Linked DNA regions of Homo sapiens: region 1 is linked to region 2. A link is a loop called in an ENCODE intact Hi-C map of the cell type or tissue named here. Cell type or tissue: psoas muscle. All regions are shown on one strand. Each heading gives the region's core, and the rest is flanking DNA. Links, peaks and the distances in the headings are about the cores only.

Region 1 (10,100 bases), core at 835-8,834, 68 kb after region 2:
TAGCTGGGATTACAGGTGCACACCACCACGCCTGGCTAATTTTCATATTTTTAGTAGAGACAAGGTTTTGCCGTGTTGGCCAGGCTCAAACTCCTGACCTCAGGTGATCACCTGGCTCGGCCTCCCAAAGTGCTCAGATTACAGGCATGAGCCACCACGCCTGGCCTAGAACTCTCAGTTTAATGGGGTGATACAGGAACATAGTGGTAGCATCTAGTAGGTAGTTAGGAACAAAATTGGTGCTCAGGCAAGTGAAGAATCATATATTCAAAAATAGTAAGGAAAGCCATGAACCTTTAAAGAGAGGACTCATAGAACTAAAGACTAAATCACAGGTGACCATCCCTTACCAGAGTTTGGCATGATGGTGGCTATGGCAGCATATTAGTGAGTGATCCCAAACGAGAAGGAAAAGCTTCAAGATAGAAGTCAAGATTTTAAAGTTTCACCGTATCTTCCCATAGAGAAAGTTCTTCCTCCATTCCCATCATGGAAGAATTGGGTTTCAGCTTATTAAGGATCTCAAAAAAGTTTTAAAAATGAGCCAGTATTTGAGCTAAGTCTGGAAAAGACATGTAGAAATGAGCCAGAACAAAGGAGGGAGGGAAATCTATACCCAGGGAACAGTATGTGTAGAGGCATACAGGGAATTATAAGTTTAATATACCATTATTGAAGGGTAAGCCTAGAGAGGGAGCCAGATAATTGCGTGTGCCACGTTAATAAGTTGGAACCATCTCTTGAAAGCACAGAGTTAATGGTGAAACTTACCTTTTAGAAAAATCTGCCTTTTAGACTTACCTTTTAGAAAAATCTGCCTCAGCTTGGAGCATAAAGTGGGGTGGGAGCTATTTCAATAATGCAGGGGAGAAATAACATAGACCCAAACTAAGGCAGTGGCAGTAGCAGTGAAGTATAAAGGAACATGGATTTGAAAGAGACTTGGGAGTTCAAATTCTTAGGACTTAGGGTTCAAATGGATGTTACTAAATTTTGAACATTTTTATTAGAACATCACATAATCCATTTGCTATTTAAGTATAAGTAATTAAATAAATTTTAATTTATAAATTTCCCTAGGCCTAAGAAATCTATACTGAAACAGGATTTTCCCCCCCTTCTCATTGTAGTGATCTGGTACCATTACACAATGCCTGTTCTTATGGTCATTATGAAGTAACTGAACTTTTGGTCAAGGTTAGTGCTCTTGTACTCTCCTAATTACTTTCTAGAGTTATATAAAATAACTTGAAATACATTAGTATGTCTGGGTTTCTTTTTATTTTCTGTGTTCTTAGTGCTTAAAAAAGTAGAAGTATTTATAAGCATTATAAAATATAGGTGACTGATAGCTCAGCATTTGACTGCTTTGAGATTTTTGAGATACCATATGTTTTGTTTTGTTTTGTTTTGTTTTTTTGAGACAAGGTCTCACTCTTGCCCAGGCCGGAGTGCAGTGGTGCAATCTTGGCTCACTGCACCCTCCACCTCCAGGGTTCAAAGGATTCTCCTGCCACAGCCTCCTGAGTAGATGGGATTTCAGACAGGCGCCATCACGCCCAGCTAAGTTTTGTTAGAGATGGAGTTTCACCATGTTGGCCAGGCTGGTCTTGAACTCCTGACCTCAAGTGATCCACCTGCCTCGGCCTCCCAAAGTGCTGGGATTACAGCCATGAGCCACCATGCCCAGCCTGGATACCATATGTTTTTAAATATAAAGTAGCACTGTCATCTTGCTACACATCATCTTGTGACGCATCATCTGAAATCCCATCTACTCAGGAGGCTGTGGCAGGAGAATCGTTTGAACCCTGGAGATGGAGGTTACAGTGAGCCAAGATTGCACCACTGCACTCCAGCGCAGGCAAGAGTGAGACCTTGTCTCAAAAAAAAAAAAAATAATGTAGAATAGCAGATAAAGTGATTCCATAATTTATAGCTAAAGGTGAAGTTTCAAAACTCTAAGAAGCAGTTTTTAGTGAATCATATTTTGTTAAAACCACCAGATATAATAGCAAGATTTGCCAGTTGTACTTCGAGTTGGAGCTGGCCGATTTGGTAAGGTTCACTTCTTCCAGTATGCTCAACAGCTGTTTAACAAACAGGTTCCCAAGACTAGCAAGAAACTTTTTTTGTTGTTTTTTTGGTTTTTTGGTTTTTTTTTTTTTTTTTTTTTTTTTGAGACGGAGTCTCGCTCTGTCGCCCAGGCTGGAGTGCAGTGGCGCAATCTCGGCTCACTGCAAGCTCCGCCTCCTGGGTTCAAGCGATTCTCCTGCCTCAGCCTCCCAAGTACCTGGGATTACAGGTATGTGCCACCATGCCCAGCTAATTTTCTATTTTTAGTAGATACAGAGTTTCACCATGTTGGCCAGGCTGGTCTTGAACTCCAGACCTCAAGTGATCTGCCTGCCTCAGCCTCCCAAAGTGCTGAGATTAACAGACGTGAGCCACCACACCCAGTCCAAAACTTCCCATTTTGATCCCTTTTAGATGAGAGTAGAAGATATATATTATCTTTGGAAGTGGATCCCAGGATGTTACCTATACCTTTTAACTTCTGTTACCCTGCACCCATTCTACTCCTTCAGCACTTTTCCCCACTTTCAGCAGCTGTTACGGGAAGAGAAAGAGGACACTTGTTTCCAGTGCCTCTTTGGTTCCTTTCGGGCCTGAGTCTTATGAAATACGTTTTCCCATAGAAACAACTTTATAATAATAATTAGATACTCTGAGTAGCATATTAAACTTATAATGTGGCTGTAATGTTATACATTTGTAACAGTAATGCTTTTGCTTCTTGTAAAACTGAATCTTGACTCCAGCAGAACATTTGAAAGTTGCTATGGATAAGAATGAAACATCAAACAGATTGCACTTGGACTTAAAGACAACTGAGTGGTACTTTCCTAAGACCTAGTATTTTACTAAATAAGAATGAAAGGCTGACTAGAGGTCATACCTACAGAGGGAGTTAGCTAATGTGAGGGTGTAAGTAGTTACCAGGATAGTAAAGTTAAGCAAAGTCAGGAGAAAGCAAGTAGATAGGGATTGAGAATGCAGATTCTGAGCAGTGCTGAGTCAATTGGCAACACTTGCCTAAATAGTTTGGCTACCAGAAGCTGGCATTTAACAGCAAACACCCAGTGACTGCTTTCCATGACCAGGGCATTTGCTAGCCATGGAAGGCACTAAGACACGATCCCTGGACAAAGCATTCAAATAATGAAGGTCTGGCTCTAACAGGCACAAGAATAACAGGGAATTCTCTTAACATTCTTCCTCATAATCTCTGAATACTAGGAAGCAAGTAGACAGATCTGGCTAGAATGGAGGGAAAAATTATGTCAGATAGATTCATAATTAATTGAACCACTGTGCAGAGTGTTGACTGATATTTCTTTGCTTGGAAGGGACTGTTGGAACCTCCAGTAGGGCCTGAAGTTTCTATCTTTATCTTTATTGTGGTGCACACTTCTATGGTTGACTTGATAAAAAATTAGAAGGAATGCTTATCCAGTTTGCAGATTAACATGAAGCTGGGAAGGATAACTAATATTCAAGTTGATAGAATCAAGGCTCAAAACCATCTCACCAGGCTCTAAGCTCTGGGTGAAGCCAGTAAGATTAATGGGGCTCAGCAAGGACACTTAAGTTCACGAAATAAGTCGCACAAGAAAAAGATGGGAGAGGAGAAAATACTTTGGTGTTTACTTCTTGTTTAAACAATAATACAGAGTTTTTAAATGACCCATTAACTCAATTTTAAGTATAAATTATAATGTGACAACTTAAGCTGTCATAATTTTGGGCCAATAGTAGAATAGTATTGCAAGCAATATAATCATGGATGCACTGTACTCTGCACACCCAAACCACACTGGAATCTGTGATTTTAGGCTCTCGGTTTGGTTTGGTTTGGTTTGGTTTTTTTTGTTTTGTTTTGTTTTGGTCGAGGGGAGAGGGTCTCACTCTGCCACCCAGGTTGGAGTGCAGTGGCACAATCATGGCTCATTGCAGCCGCAACCTTCCCGGGCTCAGGTGATCCTCCCACCTCAGCCTCCCAAGTAGCTAAAATTACAGGTGTGGTGCCACCACACATGTTAATCTTTTTATTTTTTGTAGAGATAGGGTTTCACCATGTTGCCCAGTTTGGTCTTGAACTCCTAAGCTCAAGCGATCCACCCACCTCAGCCTCCCAAAGTGCTGGAATTATAGGCATAAGCCACTGCCTCTGGCCTCAATTATTTTTTAATGAATTTTTTAAACTAAAGTATATTTAGTTGAGGGCCACCATGATAATAAGTGGAAACCATCTGATATGAAAGATGAGTGCCCTTTATGATGTCTTTTGCTCCAAAGGCAAATAGATGAAAGTTAAAAGTGCATATTTTAACTTAATATAGAAGAAAGCTTTGTAACAACAGAAGTTCTCTAGTAATTATAAAAAGCCATGTTACTGCAAATTAGCTCCCCATTGTCAAAAATACTGAAAGAGTAAGAAGCTGGTTCACCTTAGTTGAATGCTGTAGAAGGAAATTTGTGTTTGATTGGTTAAACTAGTTTGACTTCAGTGGTCCATACTTAGCCAACTCCAGTACTTGGAAATGGCTAAAATTAAAAAGCCTAACAATACAAAGTGTTAGCAAGGATATGTAGCAACTGGAACTCAAACGTTGCCACGTAGCAGTGGAACTCAAATGTTGCTGGTGGCTGGCTGCATAAAGTGCGATAGCCACATTAGAAGACTCTTTGACATTTTCTAATAAAGTTAAACATATATCTACCATGACAGCATATGTGCATAAAGAAATGTTTATGATAGCTGATTTGTAACACAGGTTGAGTATCCATTATCTGAAATGCTTGGGACCAGAAGTGTTTTAGATTTCAGATATTTTTTGGATTTGAGAATATTTGCATATATACTACATAATGAGAAATCTTGAGGATGGAACCCAAGTCTGCACATGAAATTCACTTACGTTTCATATACACCTTATACACATAGCCTGAAGATAATTTTATATAACATTTTTAATAATTTTGTGCACGAATTAAGTTTGTGTGCATAAGGTTAGGTGTGGAATTTTCCACTTGTGTCGTCATGTCGGTATTCAAAAGTTTTGGATTTTGGAGTATTTTGCATTTCAGGTTTTCAGATGAGAGATACTCAACCAGCCAACTAGAAACAGTCCAAATCTGCATTAACAGGATGATAAATAAGCAAATTATGATATATGTATACTGTGAAATACTCCTCAACAATGAAAATGAACTACTTGTGCAACAACATGAATGAATCTCAGCAACATTATATGTATGAAAGAATCTAGACGAAGTACATACGTTAGAAATTTATATTCTTCTATTTTTATGAAATTGAAGAACAGATATATCTAATATGTGGCCAGAATCGGGGCAGGAATTGTCTATAAAAGGAGCATGAGGAAACATTCTGGGGTAATGAAAGTGTCTTGTATCTTGATTTGGGTGATGGTATCACAGATATATACATTTGTCAGAATTCATCAAAGTTGTATGTTTCACTGTATGTCAGCTATACCGCAAGAGGAGCATTCATTCTTGGAAGAGATGCAGGTTAAATCTAAAGCTTCGTTCTTAACTGTTCTTAAAAGTAGAAAAGTTAAGTAGACCCTTGTTGGTAGGGCTAGCAATCAGCTACTGTTTTTTCCATTGGGAAAAATGTATACTCATTCTGAAATAATTGGCTCAAAAAGTGAACTTTGGGAACATAACCTGTTTTAGCCTGTATGATGTTAAATTACACAGTACGAATAATTCTGAATTCTTTTAAAAATTGAACATTAAATATATGCTTTTTGCTCTCCAGCATGGTGCCTGTGTAAATGCAATGGACTTGTGGCAATTCACTCCTCTTCATGAGGCAGCTTCTAAGAACAGGGTTGAAGTATGTTCTCTTCTCTTAAGTTATGGTGCAGACCCAACACTGCTCAATTGTCACAATAAAAGTGCTATAGACTTGGCTCCCACACCACAGTTAAAAGAAAGATTAGCATGTGAGTATAAAATTATGAATGTTCAGGTAGGATATTATATCAATAAACTGAACATTTTTTCTTTCCTGTTTGTTTTTAGAAATGTTTAAATAATAGAATATTTTTCTTAGCCATGGGCATCCACTGTTGTTTAGCATATTTAATAATTTGGAAGTTTCTACTTAAGATGCTATGAAAAGAAAATATGTTTGTATTAATTTTTTCAAGTCAAGTTATATGCTTTTTATATGTGCTGTATTAGACTTATTAGATGGTATGCCTTTGAAATGAAAGCATTTGTTTTGCTTTCATCTTTGATATGATTTTTCTGTTTAATCTATGAAGCTTATGAATTTGTGAAGTTAAAGCTTCATAAGATTGCCATCTTGTAAACAGTCTCCAGATCTTAACATCTGATATTGTTGGCACCTGGGCCAAGTTCGGTTTTCTGTCTATAGCTGAAGTAGATGTAGTGAGAAATAACCACCTAGTTTGGATATGGTATTAGTGCATACAAGTAAGCAACTTATATTGGATTTATATTATCCTGGAATAATAAAGAATGATTGGTAGTTCCACAAGTCTGATGAGTAAAAGAGAATCTTAAGGAAAACCTCTTTTATTTTTTCATCATCATAGGTGGCTTTTGCAAATATCCAACTTGTCTAGTTCCCAGTTCCCTGATGGTTTGAGCAAAGCTGTCTGCTATAGCCATGATGTCAGTGTAGAGATCACTATTTCTTTACAGAGAAAAATTTTTGTGCTTGAAATATTCTAAAACCTCTCCAGTCTAGGAAGATATTGTAGTACTCCAGATATCCCAAAATGAATTACGAATTAAAACAGACCATGAATCTGCCGTGGGCTAAACCTGTGTATACTCTTGAGGCCATATGTCTATACAGTTGCACCGTAACTTAGGGGAACTGGAGTACCACTGTCTGTTTTCAGGGGTTAAATTTGGAGAATATCTTTAGAGCCTCAATCTGGCTATTTTGGAAGATTATTTTGAAAATAATTTCAAGGAAAATACTAGATGTCTTTTAGATAAGGCTTTTCAATTTGAACTCGTTATACATGTAAATGCTTTTTCTTCATCTAGATGAATTTAAAGGCCACTCGTTGCTGCAAGCTGCACGAGAAGCTGATGTTACTCGAATCAAAAAACATCTCTCTCTGGAAATGGTGAATTTCAAGCATCCTCAAACACATGAAACAGCATTGGTAATGTTTCAGATTTAAGTTTTTAAAATACAATAACGAAGAACGTGCTAAACTAATCATAATATCCTACTTTTAGAACTAGCATTTTTTTGAGTCTATAGTTTTAAAAAATTACTGCCTATGCAAATATTTTTTAAAAATTTAAACAGTACCAAAAAATAGACAACCTCACCCTGCAGAAGCCAATGCTATTATCAGTTCGAGAATCCTCAGAAAAAAAAAATTATTCATATTCTGACATGTATTATATGTAATGCTTTTATTATCATAAGTGATACATATAGTTTGCCTTTTTAGGGGTTATAAAAATGAATGCTTAGGTTAGAAAATTTGGAACCCAATGAAAATAATGAAAAATAAAATAAATACCACCATCCAGATGAAAACACTTGGTGTAGTCCCTTCCTTCTTCAAAATTAGATCTAGAATGTGAATAAAGTATTTTAGAGGTTACTTCCCTGATAGGGGTAATAATAACTGTGGAACTATGACAAAGTAGATGTGAGTAGAGAAGTCTAACGAAAAACAGAAAAGAATGGAAGCTAATAGGGATACATGATAAAAGATAAGAGAGGGAATGGTAAAATCAGGGGCTACCTTAAAATTGAAAGGTAGAAAAAAAGAAACTTAAAGGTAGAAATTTAAAAGGAAGAAAGTAAATCCTGTTGCGTGAGTTGCAGAATGTGCTTCAGGTGAGAGAAGATAAGTAAGTTAATGTGTGTAGAAGCAGATTTAACTGATGGTAGCCTTACTTACCTAATATCTTTTATGAGAAGTTTTTTGCCTTATGCCATAATGTAAACTATGAAATTTATGTAGAAACCTACCTATAAAGCATTTTGGACCTTTTTACTGCTTGTAAGAAACTTCTAAATTTAAAAAAAAAAAATAGCAAAGCTGTAGACTAATAAGAAATGCTAGTACAAAATTAAAACCACAACAGCATTAAAACTGTACAAAGAAACATGGAAAGACTGACATGGAAAATTCTGGTCATAACTACTGTGAAGCAACTCGTTTTTGTAATTAACCTTAAAACACACTAGGAGTTGTGTTGGTGAGTAGTTATGGTGCAGTAGCAGTTTCTTACAGGTTCCCAGAGATTTACAGGCCCTGCTCCAAGATGGTGCAGAGGAGTAGGGTGTAATTTGAGGTGGATGTGATTTTTAAAAAAAGTCTTTAAAAAACCATGTCTGGTCTCTGCGCTCTCATGATAGGTGTCCTGGGATGATTACCCTTAACCTACCAAAGGAACTATGTTCTCCAATTAGAATTGGTTTTATTTAGAGTAAAGGAATGATTTTGGTGACAGCAACATCAAAGAATGGATCTGCAGCAAAGTCATGAGGATCTGATAAGCTTTATGATTGATTAACAACAGGTTAAAATCAAAGAACAGATTTCATGTGTACTGTGTTTTTAGATGTATAGAGCAACTTAGCTGAAAAATTACCCAGAACTTTTATTCTATAGGTTTTCAGGTTTCAGTTTTAATTTAACATATATACATTGATTTAGTCATGTATCATTCAGACATTATTGAACACCTATTGTGCAGATATTAGGCTTAGGCTTATAACTGGCAAATCTCTACTTCCTGTCTCCTTTCCTCCTGGATACATCATAGATAGAGATGCTGCAGCCTGAAACTCCAGATTATATCATTTTCCACCACTGATTTTGCAGAGGTAATGCATGCTCCTTATTCTGCCGAAGCAACTAGTTGAGAGAGATATAAATACTGCTCAGCTGATCAGCTGTATCAGTGCTATTACCAAACAGAATCCAGAGCTGATGAGTGTTCTGTTATTTCCCTTTTTTTGTTTTTTGAGATGGAGTCTTGCTCTGTCGCCCACGCTAGAGTGCAGTGGCATGATCTCAGCTCACTGCAACCTCCACCTCCCAGGTTCAAGTGATTCTCCTGTCTCAGCCTCCCGAGTAGCTGGGATTACAGGCACGTGCCACCACGACTGGCTAATTTTTGTATTTTTATTAGAGAGGGGGTTTCACCATGTTGGCCAGGCTGGTCTTGAACTCCTGACCTCAGGTGACCCGCCTGCCTCGGCCTCCCAAAGTGCTGGGATTACAGGCCTGAGCCACTGTGCCCGGCTATATTCTGTTATTTCTTCATGTAAAGAAACCTCAACCTTTGCAAGGGTGTTTTCTTAACCTTTAAAATATTGCATGAACACAATGCTACTTGGAAACAGTTTTGAAAAGGATATTGGTCACATTAAGGTTTTCATCACACCAGTGCTAGCTTTTTCAAAGATACAGGACAACTGTAAAGTTTGATTGGAATATGTAATAATAGATATTATCTGATAGGTAGGATTTTCAGGTTCTGTCAGAATTTGGTAATTGTTGTAATTCAATCAAAAGTCAAGAGCAAAGTTGCGTCAAAAGTAAAACAAAAAGATTAAATAACTACTTGATTGTTCTTGATTGGAAACACGAATGTTCTTAAAATCAGTTATGTATAGTCCTTGATTAATGCTGCAATTTAAATTATTTAGCATTGTGCTGCTGCATCTCCATATCCCAAAAGAAAGCAAATATGTGAACTGTTGCTAAGAAAAGGAGCAAACATCAATGAAAAGACTAAAGAGTAAGTATACATTTAATGATTAAATATCATTGAGATTTTACTCTTTTGGAAAATATATTCACTGTCTGGCTGATTTTTTCTCTCTAAGATTCTTGACTCCTCTGCACGTGGCATCTGAGAAAGCTCATAATGATGTTGTTGAAGTAGTGGTGAAACATGAAGCAAAGGTATACTTCCTTTTTGGTAATCTTTGGTAATCCAATGAGTTATTTTTTATTTAGCAGGTGAAATGCCTGACTTCCTAAACTATT
Region 2 (10,100 bases), core at 1,051-9,050:
GATCTGAAATTGTGGCAATAATCAATAGCTTACCAACCAAAAAGAGTCCAGGACCAGATGGATTCACAGCTGAATTCTACCAGAGGTACAAGGAGGAACTGGTACCATTCCTTCTGAAACTATTCCAATGAATAGAAAAAGAGGGAATCCTCCCTAACTCATTTGATGAGGCCAGCTTCATCCTGATGCCAAAGCCGGGCAGAGACACAACCAAAAAAGAGAATTTTAGACCAATATCCTTGATGAACATCGATGCAAAAATCCTCAATAAAATACTGGCAAACCGAATCCAGCAGCACATCAAAAAGCTTCTCCACCATGATCAAGTGGGCTTCATCCCTGGGATGCAAGGCTGGTTCAATATACGCAAATCAATAAATGTAATCCAGCATATAAACAGAACCAAAGACAAAAACCACATGATTATCTCAATAGATGCAGAAAAGGCCTTTGACAAAATTCAACAAGCCTTCATGCTAAAAACTCTCAATAAATTAGGTATTGATGGGATGTATTTCAAAATAATAAGAGCTATCTATGACAAACCTACAGCCAATATCATACTGAATGGGCAAAAACTGGAAGCATTCCCTTTGAAAACTGGCACAAGACAGGGATGCCCTCTCTCACCACTCCTATTCAACATAGTGTTGGAAGTTCTGGCTAGGGCAATTAGGCAGGAGAAGGAAATAAAGGGTATTCAATTAGGAAAAGAGGAAGTCAAATTGTCCCTGTTTGCAGATGACATGATTGTATATCTAGAAAACCCCATCATCTCAGCCCAAAATCTCCTTAAGCTGATAAGCAATTTCAGCAAAGTCTCAGGATACAAAATCAATGTACAAAAGTCACAAGCATTCTTATACACCAACAACAGACAGAGAGCCAAATCATGAGTAAACTCCCATTCACAATTGCTTCAAAGAGAATAAAATACCTAGGAATCCAACTTACAAGGGACGTGAAGGACCTCTTCAAGGAGAACTACAAACCACTGCTCAACGAAATAAAAGAGGATACAAACAAATGGAAGAACATTCCATGCTCATGGGTAGGAAGAATCAATATCGTGAAAATGGCCATACTGCCCAAGGTAATTTACAGATTCAATGCCATCCCCATCAAGCTACCAATGACTTTCTTCACAGAATTGGAAAAAACTACTTTAAAGTTCATACGGAACCAAAAAAGAGCCCGCATCACCAAGTCAATCCTAAGCCAAAAGATCGAAGCTGGAGGCATCACACTACCTGACTTCAAACTATACTACAAGGCTACAGTAACCAACACAGCATGGTACTGGTACCAAAGCAGAGATATAGATGATATAGATCAATGGAACAGAACAGAGGCCTCAGAAATAACACCGCATATGTACAACTATCTGATCTTTGACAAACCTGAGAAAAACAAGCAATGGGGAAAGGATTCCCTATTTAATAAATGGTGCTGGGAAAACTGGCTAGCCAAATGTAGAAAGCTGAAACTGATCCCTTCCTTACACCTTATACAAAAATCAATTCAAGATGGATTAAAGACTTAAACATTAGACCTAAAACCATAAAAACCCTAGAAGAAAACCTAGGCATTACCATTCAGGACATAGGCATGGGCAAGGACTTCATGTCTAAAACACCAAAAGCAATGGCAACAAAAGACAAAATTGACAAATGGGATCTAATTAAACTAAAGAGCTTCTGCACAGCAAAAGAAACTACCATCAGAGTGAACAGGCAACCTACAAAATGGGAGAAAATTTTTGCAACCTACTCATCTGACAAAGGGCTAATATCCAGAATCTACAATGAACTCAAACAAATTTACAAGAAAAAAACAAACAACCCCATCAAAAAGTGGGTGAAGGACGTGAACAGACACTTCTCAAAAGAAGACATTTATGCAGCCAAAAAACACATGAAAAAATGCTCACCATCACTGGCCATCAGAGAAATGCAAATCAAAACCACAGTGAGATACCATCTCACACCAGTTAGAATGGCAATCATTAAAAAGTCGGGAAACAACAGGTGCTGGAGAGGATGTGGAGAAATAGGAACACTTTTACACTGTTGGTGGGACTGTAAACTAGTTCAACCATTGTGGAAGTCAGTGTGGCGATTCCTCAGGGATCTAGAACTAGAAATACCATTTGACCCAGCCATCCCATTACTGGGTATATACCCAATGGACTATAAATCATGCTGCTATAAAGACACATGCACATGTATATTTATTGCGGCATTATTCACAATAGCAAAGACTTGGAACCAACCCAAATATCCAACAATGATAGACTGGATTAAGAAAATGTGGCACATATACACCATGGAATACTATGCAGCCATAAAAAATGATGAGTTCACGTCCTTTGTAGGGACATGGATGAAATTGGAAATCATCATTCTCAGTAAACTATCACAAGAACAAAAAACCAAACACCGCATATTCTCACTCATAGGTGGGAATTGAACAATGAGAACAACACATGGACACAGGAAGGGGAACATCACACTCTGGGGACTGTTGTGGGGTGGGGGGAGGGGGTAGGGATAGCACTGGGAGATATACCTAATGCTAGATGACGAGTTAGTGGGTGCAGCGCACCAGCATGGCACATGTATACATATGTAACTAACCTGCACATTGTGCACATGTACCCTAAAACTTAAAGTATAATAATAATAAATTTTAAAAAAACTAACTTTTTAAACATGATATGGCATTAATTTTTATGTTTGTAAAATGTGCAGTTTTTTCTATTATATTGAGTAATATCCCTGATTTGAAAACATACATTGAAGCTCAACAATGGTTCACTAAGGTATAAAAATAGTGATTAAAATTATAACAAAAATATTACCATTATGAATTGTATCACAAATCTATAGTGTGAATACAGAACTAGAATTGGTTCAGGTACATCTGAGTGTAATTTTTCCATACAGAAGCTTTAAAAGACAAGTTCCACTAAGTATGATGATTGGCATCTGAAGATAGAATTTTTGAGAACTGATGAGCCATTTGCTCTTAGTCTCCAGAACATTATCTCTTATGAAAATTCATCAACTGGTTTATGACTTTGAAATATTAGGGTCATTTTCAGTTAAAGCACCATGATCTCTCCAGTAACCAAATATGCACAAGATAATGCTTTCCAGTCTTAAATTGAGGAATCTTGATTACAAAAGGCACAAAAGAGACCGAATTACAGAAACATCATTCAAAGTTTCATTCCTTACAGTAAAAACAGGTATAAGTTATAGTATTGGTAAGAAGTTTGTAGTAATAGCCATAATCAATGAAATTGATGTTTTTCTTCTAGAAAGCATAATGAGCTATTAGCAAAATTTGTCAGATAACACTATTGAACTCTGAGTATCTGAAATATAGCTATATGGAAGGTAATTACTATCACATATCTGTGCTAGAATGTACTTCATTCTACATAGTTGCTCAAAACCACTGAAATGATGAGTCACCTCTGTCTTAGTTCATTTTCTGTGCTTATAACAAAATACTTGAAACGGGGTAATTTGTAGAGAAAAGGAATTTGTTTCTTAAGTTCTGGAGGCTGAGAAGTCCAAGGTCAAGGGGCCACATCTGGTGAGAGCTTTCTTGCTGGTGGGAATCCTGTACAGAGCCCAGTGGTGGTACAGGAGATCACATGGTAAGGAGACTGAACATGTTAATGCGCTATACTCAGGTCTCTCTTCCTCTTTTTATAAAGCCACCAGTTCCATTCCCATGATAACCTATTAATCCATTAACCCTCTAATCCATTAATCCATAAATGGATTAATCCATTCATAAGAGCAGAGCCCTCAAGGTTCAATCACCCCTTAAATATCCTACCTCTCAATACTGCCACATTGGGGATTAAATTTCAACATGAGTTTTGGAAGTGACAAATATTCAAGCCATGGCAACCTCTTAACATTATATATATTATATAGATTAATGGCCCCCAACCTTTTTGGCACCAGGGGTCAGTTTCACGGAAGACAATTTTTCCACAGATGGGGATGGGGGGATGGTTTCGGGATGAAACTCTTCCACCTCAGATCATCAGGCATTAGATTCTCATAAGGAGCATGCAACCTAGATCCCTTGCATGCACCGTTCGCAATAGGGTTCGCACTCCTGTGAGAATCTGATGCTGCCAATGATCTGAAAGGAAGCAAATCTCAACTGGTAATGCTCACTTACCAGCTGCTCACCTCCTGTTGTGCAACCCAGTTCCTAACAGACCACTGACTTGTACCATTCCACAGCATAGAGATTGGGGACCCTGATATAGGAAGGACCTCATGACTTTATGTGTTTACCACTGAAAATGCATGCTACAGAGGAAGAGAACATGTTTAACATCTATTTTGTGTCCATCTGTGATGTGAAATGGAAACTGTATCAATAATTTGGTAGTGATAGAATACTAGCTATGGATAGAGCAAAAGCATATTTTAAAACTACAACCAAACACTGCAACAGAATATCAAGAAATATTTCTTAGACGCACACACAAGCAGAGTGTTATTAGACATTCAAATATTTGAAACATTTGAAATATCGGCATCTGAACAAGAAGAGAACCAAATGTGCTGCTCAGAGAAAAATCTCTCCACAATTTCTGGATTAATATGCAACTCAAAAGTCCAAAACTATCTGACAAAGCCTTCAAATATTTGCTCTTTTAATGACTTACAATTATGAATTAGCATTTTCTAATTTAGAAGAACATAAAAGGTAAGAAAAAGCCTGCATTTAAAACCTGACCTACAGTTCAGGGCATCCATCATCAAACCTGTTAAAAGTTAGAGAAACACATTAATGATAAGCCATAATGAGAGAATTTTACTAGGTGTCTCTGGGTATCACTAAATCACAACTGACTCCAACAAACCAAAAAAAGAGAGTTGCTCTCTCCCTGGGCACAAGTCATTGGAGTGGATTTTGTTACTCTACAGTTTTTATAAATAAGAAAAGTGTAATTCGGGTAAGTAAAATAAGCAAAGTCATAAGATTATACACACCAGAAGCATACCTAACTCACGTCTTCACAGTTCTAATTCAGACTCTTTGCTTCATACCATTCCTTCTCATAATCAGAGCCTGTAGTGTGCTTTTGATCTATTGCAAGGCTCTAGTTATTTAAACCATCAACTTAAAGGAATACTTATTCTAGAACTCTTACTGAGCTGATGGCTACCAACTAACTAAACTTCCTACACCACAACTAGGCATGGTTGTTCAGCTTACATTAAAAAAAAAAACAAAACCAACTTCCTGCTATCCTACCAAATTGTCTTCTTTCTGCCACCTAGAGAGAGCATTCAATACAGTCCAAAGCAAGGCATCTTTGAGTCCAGCGCTCTCTTTATTCTAATGGCACTCTATTCCTCCCTAGACCAAAGTACCAATTTTTTTCCCTACCCCACAACCTACACTCCCTCCCCAGTTCCAGACCTGGACACAAGATAAGGAGCATCCAAATACTGGATCTTTTTTTTAATACCTCTCCTTTTTTTTTTTTTTTTTTTAGAATTAGTTGAAATTTTATTAACATGTTGTCCATAATTAGTTCACGAAAATGAATGAATTTTACCTTGTGAACATTATTAAAATACTTTCCAAATGCAAATTATGATTTGCCCCAAAAATGCCCCAAACTTTATAAATGTCCTGTTAAGATGGATTACCTCTTCTTAAGCCTTAAACCAACATTGAAGTTTAAGTTGAACTGAGGGTTCATATTCATTCTATTTGCCAGCCTTCAAAAGTCAATAGAACTATTTCCACTAGATGGCTGTCTTTACCAAGAACTGTAAGAGCTATGCCAACTTGCAGCAGTTTTCAAGTTTTAAAGCTTACCTTTTACAGAGGCAAGCATATATGCAGCCATTTAATAGGCTCACTCCTACAAAATGTTCATGTATTACTTTATTTGTTCACCCCCGCATTGCAAAAAGTCAATATGATAAAAATGTAATGTGTTCTAGAAAATAATGAGAGAAATTTTATTTGTTTCAGGCTGAAAATTTTCTAAAACATGTAAGGAATTTTGCCCTGGAGACTGAAAGACATATATAAAAATTATCTCAGTGTAATTGTTTATATTGTCAGATCAAAAGTTACTTGTTGGTTATAAAAATTGTGTTCTTTAATATTTAAGAAAAGAGATTGGCTATCACTACTTATATTTGGAATTTGTTTCACACCTTTCTCTAGGTCATAAAGGTATTTTAAAGTTAAAATATGATACATTGAATAGAATTTGTTATAAGCTACAATTTCTACTGTATCAAGGAAATTGTTTCTTCCACTCACATGTTTTGTTATTTCCTTAGTATTTGATTCCTTGTTATTTGATTAGTACAAAAATTCAGCACCAAGTGCAGAGAGGATTGGTTGGGTGGTTGGTTGTTTTTCAGTAAACTTTTTATTGAGGTATAACAAAACTAAAGAAAAGTGCACAAATTGTAAGCATATAGCTTGACTGATGTTCGCAAAGTGAAATTAACATAAACGTTTTTGTGCAATTGTATATTTTACCTTTTTAAATTTTATTTGCTATTTGTTTAGTTACATCCAAATAACCAGCACCTAGATCAAGAACTAGAACACTACCAGCCGCCCAGACGTTCCTAATCACCTCACCGAAGTGGTGACCATTATTCTGACATCTAATACCACAGAGATGGCTTTCGCCTGTTTTGAAGTTTATATGACTCATCCCACTTGTTTGGCTTTTCATTGTGTTGATGAGAATCATCTACTTTGTTTTCACTGCTATGCATCACAACTTACTTATTCATGATCATTTGTGTGGTGTCCAGTTTGGAGCTATTATGAATAGTGCTGTTATGAAGTTTCTATATATACACTGAATCAATATGTGTATGCATTTCTTTGAGTGAGCATATACTTAGAAGTGGAATTGCTGAGTCATGACATTTGCATATGTTCAGCTTTAGTAAATACTGCCAATTTTCTGAAGTAGTTGTACCAATCCACACTCCCACAAGCAGGATACGAACTCCACTATTCCATTTCCTCCTCAGCACTTGGTATTGTCAGTCCTTTAAACAGTAGCCATTCTGGTGGGTATATAGTGATATCTCATTATAGTTTTAAATTGCTTTTCCCTGAAAACTAATGAAATTGTTTATATGCTTATTGGTTAAGAATGTTCCAATCTTTTCTTCATTTTGTATAATATTTTCAGGCTAGGTACAATGGCTCATGCCTGTAATCCCAACACTTTGGGAGACCAAGCTGAGAGGATTGCTTGAGCTCAGGAGTTTGAGGCTGAAGTGAGCTATAATTGCACCACTTCCCTCCAGCCTGGGCCATAGGGCAAGACCCTGTTTCCAAAAAAAAACACATATTTTCTATCTTTTCTTTATTAATTTGTGTGAGTCAGTGGTAAGATATAAATATATTATAATTATCTTCTACTCTGGGGCTTGACCAGTTATGGTCTTAACATTATCTTTGATGAGTAAAGTTCAGTTTATTAATTTTATCTTTTATGGTTAGCACATTCTTTAGGTCCTCTTTTTAAAATCTTTGCCCAGATAGTCATCAGACTATCCAAAGTCAGTGTGAAGGAACAAATTCTAAAAGCAGCAAGAGAGAGGCAACTAATCACCTATAAAGAAAATCCTGGCTGGGTGAGGTGGCTCACACCTGTAATCCCAACACTTTGGGAGGCAGACGCAGGCGGAGGCAGGTGGATCACCTGAGGTCAGGAGTTCGAGAGCAGCCTGGCCAACATGGTGAAACTCCATCTCTACTAAAAATACAAAAATTAGCCAGGCATGGTGGTGCGGCCTGTAATCCTAGCTACTAGGGAGGCTGAGGCAGGAGAATTACTTGAACTCAGGAGGTGAAGGTTGCAGTGAGCCGAGATCACACCACTGCAGTCTGGGCTACAGAGCAAGACTCCATCTCAAAAAAAAAAAGAAAATCTCATCAGACTAGCAACTTCTCAGCAGAAATCTTATAAGCTAGAAGAGATTAGGGTCCTATTTTCAGTTCTCTTAAAGAAAAGAACTGCTGGCAATTAGCCAGGCATGGTGGTGTGCACCCATAATCCCAGCTACTTGAGAGGCTGAGGCAGGAGACTTGCTTGAGCCCAGGAGGCGGAGATTGCAGTGAGCCAAGATCACACCACTGCACTCCAGCCTGGGCGACAGAGTAAGACTCCATCTCCAAAAAAAGGAACTGCTGGCCAAGAATTTTTTATCCTACTAAACTAAGCTTTATAAATAAAGAATAACTAAAGTATTTCCCAGACAAGTCAATGCTAAGGAAATCCATCAACACTAGACCAGTTGTACAAAAAATGTTCAAAGGAGTTCTAAACATGGAAATGAAAAGGCAATACTCATCATCATAAAAGCACACAAACGTATAAAGCTCACAGGTCTTATAAAGCAATTTCACAATTGAGACTACAAAGCAACTAGGTAACAATTAACATCATAATGGGAAAAAAATTCATATATCAATATTAACCTTGAATGTAAATGGACTAAATGCTCCACTTAAAAGACATACACTGGAAGAGTGGATAAAAAATAAAATCCAACCAAATACTGCTTACAAGAAACCCACCTAATGGGTAAAGATATTTACAAACTCAAAGTAAAGGAGTGGAAAAAGACATTCCACACAAACAGAAAACAAAGAAAGCAGTAGTGGCTATACTCACATCAGATAAAACAGACTTTAAACCAACAACAGGAAAAAAAGACAAAGAAGGTCATTATAAAATGATAAAAGAATTCAACAAGAAAATGTAACAATTCTAAATATATATGCACCCAACACCAAAGTACCTAGATTCATAAAACAAATACTACTAGACATAAGAAAAGAGATAGACAGCAATACAATAATAATGGGGAATTTCAACACCCCACTGACAGCACTGACAAGGAAGTTTGTAGCTTGCCTACATCAAAAAGACAGGAAGATCTCAAATTAACAACCAAATGTTGCAACTCAAGGAACTAGAAAAACAAGAACAAACCACACCGAAATCTAGCCTAAGAAAAGAAATAACAAAGATCAGAGAAATTGAGATCAAAAAAAGAAACAAAGGATCAACAAAAAGTTGGTTATTTGAAAAGGTAAACAGGCTGATATACTCCTTGCTAGGTTAATCAAGAAAAAAATAGAGAAGATTCAAATAAGCACAATCAGAAATTATAAAGGAGACATTACAATGGACAATACAGAAATACAGAAGATCATCAGAGACTATTATTAGCACCCCTATGTGCACAAACTAGAAAACCTAGAGAAAACAGACAAATTCCTGTAAACATACAACTTCTCAAGATTGAACCAGGAAGACATAGAAATCTTGAGCAGACAAATGGCAAGTAGTTAAACTGAATCAGTAATTTTTTAAAAATCTCCTGACAACAATAACAAAAATCCAGGACAAGAGGGATTCACAGCCAAATTTTGCCAGATGTACAAAGAAGTAGTACCAATCCTACTGAAACTGTTCCAAATGCTGAGGAGGGAATCCTCCCTTACTCATTCTACAAAGCCAGTATCACCCTGATAACAAAGCCAGGCAAGGACACAACAAAAAAAGAAAACTATAGGCCAATATCCCTGATAAACATAGACGCAAAATCCTCAACAAAATACTAGCAAACCAACAGCACATCAAAAAGAACATCATGATGGGTTTTATTCCAAGGATGCAAGGATGGTTCAACATACACAAATCAATAAATGGGATACACCACACTAACAGAATTAAAAACAAAAATCACATGATCATCTCAACAGATGCAGAAAAAGCATTTGATAAAATTCATTATTTCTTCATGATAAAAGCCCTCAACAAACTAGGCATCAAAGGAACATATATCAAAATAATAAAAGCCGTATATGACAAACCCACAGCCAACATCACACTGAATATAGAAAAGCTAAAAGCATTCTCCCTAAGAACTGGAACAAGACAAGGATGCCCACTTTTACCACTCCTATTCAACATGGTAGTGGAATCCTACCTACGGAAAGAAATAAAAGGCATCCAAATTAGAAAGAGGAAGTCAAAGTATCTCTGTTCACTG

The links. A loop is a pair of places that touch in the nucleus more often than their neighbours do. Peaks named below come from ENCODE experiments on the same cell type or tissue, not always from the same donor. Only the 100,000 strongest peaks of a DNase experiment are listed, where the experiment ranks them.
Region 1: it touches region 2 in a loop (2.5-fold over the local background); 9 of 110 quality-filtered maps call a loop at or near these places.

Annotation. Positions count from the first base shown.
Region 1 is chr10:91,821,166-91,831,265 of GRCh38, forward strand. TNKS2 (tankyrase 2) reads left to right here. Exons shown (of 27, transcript NM_025235.4): 7 at 1,131-1,197; 8 at 5,852-6,038; 9 at 7,120-7,241; 10 at 9,758-9,849; 11 at 9,938-10,016. Among named protein-coding and RNA genes, the nearest start is that of TNKS2, 28 kb to the left of the region's middle. In psoas muscle, for the core only: no CTCF peak of the experiment used is centred there; no DNase peak of the experiment used is centred there; H3K27ac peaks cover 1,812 bases.
Region 2 is chr10:91,752,953-91,763,052 of GRCh38, forward strand. No RefSeq gene overlaps it. Among named protein-coding and RNA genes, the nearest start is that of TNKS2-DT, 40 kb to the right of the region's middle. In psoas muscle, for the core only: a CTCF peak has its summit at 5,790 (motif pointing right); no DNase peak of the experiment used is centred there.